Regions from separate parts of the Mus musculus genome. Here region 2 is linked to region 1. The links are chromatin loops, found by intact Hi-C in ENCODE. Cell type or tissue: gastrocnemius. All regions are shown on one strand. Each heading gives the region's core, and the rest is flanking DNA. Links, peaks and the distances in the headings are about the cores only.

Region 1 (2,807 bases), core at 111-2,610:
TTCTTGACCTAGAATTTCTTCCAGCCATTAGATATAAATTTAAACATGTTTTAAAAGAGAAAACACTTTCAGAGAACTGGAAAAGACAGGTTATAATCTAAAGGAAACATCTCCAAAACCCTTCCAGTCCCCATCAGATCCTCTGGCCCTACTTCTGATTGCAGCCAGGCAGTACCACTCACCTTAAACCGTGCCTGCCATGATAGGGAAGCTAAGCACATTACTCCCCTTACTCTTGTCAGGCCGTGAGACACGCAGTCCTTTTAGGTGGGAAAATTGCCTTTTACTTCCCATGACTGGGGGCGGTGTGTGTGTGGGGGGTGTGTGTTAAGAAGGCCGCATGTAATCACATGAGCTGGACTGGCTATGACCCCAACTTTAACACTTCTACTCTTGCAAAGAGTGTCTTGGGATCTCTTGACCGACCACAAGCCCCGTGGAACTTGGTCTCACAAGAGACCCATCACCGGGAAGAAGGCCAGCAGCAGAGCACCCTGGGCCACTCTATTACTCATCTCTGTGGCATCCGAGATTTCCTTCCTGGCCTCTTACAGGTCTGAGGCTGTGGTTTTCAGAACATAGACCTGTCGGATGAATAGGGTTGTATGACCCATCTGAGAAAAACCATTCTGCCCCAGACAGTTCGTTTGATACAGAAATTCCTCCAAGTATGTTAGTACATGGTCATAGATTCCTTGTCTAATCTCCCTGATGTTCAGAATCACACTGCAGGCCTCCTGAATCTTGTTGATTCACAGAATAACATGTTAACCTAGAACACTGTAATAGAATAGTGTGTTCAGCTCAGGAAGGCACTTCCCATTTAGGCGAGGAGTTACATGAGGCAAGCCTCATTTTTGTAAACGACCAAGAAGCTAAAGTGATGCTGTCATGTGACTTGTACCTGTGTCCACATGACAGGACATAATGTAATAGATGCCACCCTTTCTGATTTCAAACCAAGTAATGAACAAGACCACAGAGAAGAGCACCGGAAGACAGAGGGATGCTGACAACAACTTACGGGTGATGATGTAGTCCTGGGTTAGTGTCTCAGCTTGTTTTGCCTTCCTCTGGGTTTTAACCACACATAGTTTTGCTCCCCTACGATGAGTTGGAACAAATTATTTTCTTTAGTGCATTTTAGGAATAGGTAGAGGTGAAACACTAAATTTCTGGTCCCATCAGAGAGTCTCAAAGCTCCCTCCTCTCCCCCTCCCCCTCCCCCTCCCTCTCCCTGTATGTAGTAGACCCCAGCAGAAATTACTCTATGATAGATGCAGGAAACACTGGAAGATCTTGGCCAATTCATTTAAAAAAATTTTTTTAACCCATGCAAAACACGGCTGTAGTATTTTCATTAATCGAGAGATTTTTTTAATCTGTGCAAGACCCTGCCTTTCTGAGATGGGGTCTTAGTGACAATGAACTTTCCAGAAATTCACATCTACCAGTGTCACCCACCAAGTGAAAGATTGGGAGAGGTACCAAGGCATTCAGGACACTAAAGAGAAATCCACAAAAGTAATTTAAGAACATAAGGATGTTAAAGAGATTTTGCAAGTTAAGCAAGGTCACAGGATTCCATGTTTAGCCTATGTTCCAGATGAAAGCAACCAAGGTCCTCCACTCAGCGGGACCTAGCATGGTGTATGTCCATATCTCAAATACGCCGTTTTGAGTGTCTAAGCTGGAGTATGCTTTGTGGCATTGCTCAGGAGCTACAACCTGATTAATGGAAGGTCTATTTAAGATCTTACCTCACCTTAGTGGTACAGAGCTCTGAAGAAAATATACATAAGCAAATCTTATAGATCCCAAGTAAAGATAGCACTTTCCAAATGGGTGTCATAATATAAGGCTGGCATTCTTTTTGAGTGGATTCCATTCACACTAACTAGCATTTTTACTTTATTAACAAACAAAATCCTACTTCTTCTTAGATATCATTTTATAATGTTATTTTATAGGACAAAGGTTTCAACACGGGCTCAGGAACCTCTGAAGACAGGATGGTCCACTTCTTACTAGAGCAAAATTATGGTCAATGAAAGTTCATTCATAAAGATTAGCTTTACTGTCCTTAGAAAGCATGTAGGAGCTCAAAAGAGAAGGGCACAGGCTCGGCATGTGACTCTGTATACAAACCAGAACAGGAAGGACCATGCTCCTTGGGGTGGTAGCCCATGTCCATCTCATGGAAAAGAAAGTGTTAATACCTGAGGAGCTAGGTGAGCCTCTCCCAGTTTCCAGACCTTGGGATTAAACTGGTATGCTTATGTCTGACCTGGGGCGAGCTAAGGGCCCGGAAAAGTCCATTCACAGGCTATCCCTTTCAGTCGATACAGCATAGCCTCATCAAATACACAAACTAGTAACTACTAAAAGCTCCCCACAAAAGGTAAAACAGGCAAGCTGCTGCTGTGTCTTGTGAGTGGCCACTCCTGTTTGCTAATACCTCACATGCATCTCTGCTGATGCCACTGTCCGGGGAGTACACGGAGCAAGCAGGACTCCCCCCACCCTGCACTCAACATTTCAGCCAAAGGACTGCAAATCCCTGGGCAACTTTCCCTTTGAATTTGATGCGGATCAAGGGTGAGATCTAAATCCCATTTAAAGCACAATGCTAGGAGTCTAAGGCTTTACTGGGTACCAGCTGCCTTTTCTAAAAGGGCGGATCCCCATCAAAGGGGGATGAATAGAAGCCAGGGTGAACCCAAGCCCTCCCCAGTTGTCATCCATCTCAAACAGGCTTTTCCAAGAAATACCTCTGACTCTTGTTGGGGTCGTAGTACACTTTTGCC
Region 2 (2,807 bases), core at 98-2,597, 110 kb after region 1:
AGTATTCATACACACACACAAACACACACACACGAGCTAAACAGTATTCATACACACACACACACACGAGCTAAACAGTATTCATACATACACACACACGAGCTAAACAGTATTCATACATACACACACACACACACATGCACACGAGCTAAACAGTATTCATACCCACACACATGCACATTCCAAATTTTCAGTACCTGAGCACACATCTTCTGGTGGACAGCTACATTGATTCAATTCTTTGCTATAGTGAATAGAGTAGCAAAAACCCATGGTAAATCCAGCTATCTCTATGGTAGGTATGCAGTTAGCTGAGTATACGCCCTGGAGGGAAATAGTTGGGTCATACAGGAGTTCCGTTTTAGTTTTTTTATTATCTCCAGACAGATTCCATACTAGCTGCATTAACTTGTAGCTCTACCAACAGTGAATAATGGTTCCTTTTTCTCCACATCCTCTCCAGCACTTGTGGTCAGATTTGTTGATAAGAGCCATCCCAACCAGTGTGAGGTGGTATCTCAAAGTAGTTTTCATTTGCATTTCCCTGATGGCTAGGGATATTTGACACTTTTAAAAACAGTTATGAGCCATCTGTTGTTTTTGTTGAATTTTTTTTTTTTTTGAAAACCTCTTACTCAGTTTATTTGCCTATTTGTTGGTTTCCAATTTTTGTTTCTTTGGTCTTTAATTGTTGAAATTCTTTGTAAATTAGATATTAGCCTCCCCATCTAAAGGAAAAGCATAAATGAAGAAAGACAGCTATTCAACAAGTAGTATCAGAAAAACTGGATTTCTAATTGTAAAAGAATACAATTAGATTCTTATCTTCCACCCTGTACAAAAACCAATTTAAATGGATCAAGGACCGTAATGTGAAGCCTAAAGCCCTCAACTCCAGAGGCAAACCAAGAGGATGCCCTTCAAGATAAGCATAATGCAGTAAGCAATACATTTTGGACTAGTGCACCAATCGCAAAGAAACTAACCCAGCACTTCCTACCCTAGAAATCCAGGAAAACAAGTTCCCTGCGCAAAGTGGACAATCATCGGAGCATCGGCCTACAGAGCAAGGGAGAAAGCTAGGCCCCGCCCCTGCCTACAGAGCAAGGGAGAAAGCTAGGCCCCGCCCCTGCCTACAGAGCAAGGGAGAAAGCTAGGCCCCGCCCCTGCCTACAGAGCAAGGGAGAAAGCTAGGCCCCGCCCCCTGCTATCATGGTTCCCTTTAATTCCTTGAAGTCACACTAACACATTAAACAGTTTTTATACACGTAAGTAACAAATGCACTTATGACTTCATATGCTATCTTTATATTAAGTCAACAGATAATAGACTCTTTCTCGTTTAGTACTGAAAAGTAGTATGTCATAATGTGAACCATAATGAAAACGGTTCTACCCACAGAGGGCTTATCTTTGCCAATACAGTGAGGTCTATTTTATAAGAATAACTCTCACTATGGTTTGGCCCCCTGCCGAGACCCTTCCGAAGGAGAGGCTGTCCCTGCTGGGGAGCAGGTGCTCACTAGCAGCCCGCCAACAAACAGCTGCCAGACCAAGTCCTTCCTGACCCCACCCCACCATCCTTCCTTTGCTCCAGGAACGTGACTGCTCTGTTTACTGCTGCCTTTTAAGTTATGTGGCATGTAAAAATATCTTATATAATTAAACCCTTGCTTTAGCATAATACTGAGCATCTCTTCAGTCAGCCAGGAAGACTTATTCTCTTTCTTGAAAGAGGGTCTCACTCTGTGGCACAAGCTGGCCTCCGGGTGGCCATAAATCCACAATCCTGCTGCCTCAGATTCCAGAGTGCTGGGATTACCTGTGTGTGCCACCACACCTGGCAGAACGATAAATATTAATGAAAGAGTTTTAGAATATAGGCTTACATATTGACTATAATAGCCTCATCCCTGTTTTGTACAGTTAGTTCTACCCTCCTGACACTTGGGAGAGGCTATAGAGGAACCGGGGCATGAATCAAAGAGACAATAGTAAGAGAAAAGAATTAGGAAACATTTAAGGAAATGGCAGGATAGCCCACATACCATTACTAAGAGATACAGAGAAGCTAGAACAGTTAACCATGACTATCCCTCATAGGTCTACTTTGAAGGGACATATGACAGACTATACTCCATTGAGATGTCATTTAATAACGGCACTTCTATTCCTGACATGAGCCTGACAGTCATCCAGACTGCCTTAGCCAGAGTCAACATCTGAGGAGGGAGACTGATGCTTCAACTTTTACTTTTTGTCTTAGGCTACGTAAGTCTTATTCCTGTGATGAATAAATTGGCTGGTGGATTATCTGTGGAAGGCCCAGAGAAGATATAATTGTCTCAAAGCTTTGAAAAAAAAAAATGATTCTGTAGACCCTGTAACTCCCTCTCCCCCGGCCCTTCCCCCTCAGGGTGTATGAGGAGGTATATGATATATGTGTGCCTGTGTGTATGGAGGCCAAAGGTCAACCTCAGGGGTTATTCTCAAGAGTCTGTCAAACTGACCTGGGACTTAGGCTCTAGGATTACAAGTGCATGCTTAGCTTTCTACAAGTGCTAGGGACTAAACCCAGGGCCTGTGCCTATACCACAAACATCTTACCACCTGAACTATCTCCCTGGCCTTTGTTTTCTGGAGGGATTTTGTTTGCTTTGCTTTGCTTTGCTTTGCTTTGCTTTGCTTTGCTTTGCTTTGCTTTGCTTTTAGAAATGAACAACTGAAGCACACCAGTGAATTGTAATTTGAGTACATAGCCAAAAAAAAAAAATTTTGAATAAATTCTTGTAGGAACCAAATAATAA

Evidence for each region. Hi-C counts contacts between places; a loop is a spot of excess contacts. Peaks named below come from ENCODE experiments on the same cell type or tissue, not always from the same donor. Only the 100,000 strongest peaks of a DNase experiment are listed, where the experiment ranks them.
Region 2: a loop joins it to region 1, with 3 times the contacts of the local background. A loop is called at or near these places in 1 of 42 quality-filtered maps.

The regions. Positions count from the first base shown.
Region 1 is chr15:7,886,305-7,889,111 of GRCm38, forward strand. Wdr70 (WD repeat domain 70) reads right to left here. Exons shown (of 18, transcript NM_001081402.1): 14 at 2,772-2,807; 15 at 1,025-1,104. Among named protein-coding and RNA genes, the nearest start is that of Gdnf, 72 kb to the left of the region's middle. In gastrocnemius, for the core only: no CTCF peak of the experiment used is centred there; no DNase peak of the experiment used is centred there.
Region 2 is chr15:7,997,868-8,000,674 of GRCm38, forward strand. The region is part of intron 9 of Wdr70 (WD repeat domain 70); the gene reads right to left. Among named protein-coding and RNA genes, the nearest start is that of Wdr70, 100 kb to the right of the region's middle. In gastrocnemius, for the core only: no CTCF peak of the experiment used is centred there; a DNase peak (open chromatin) is centred at 1,490; H3K27ac peaks cover 454 bases.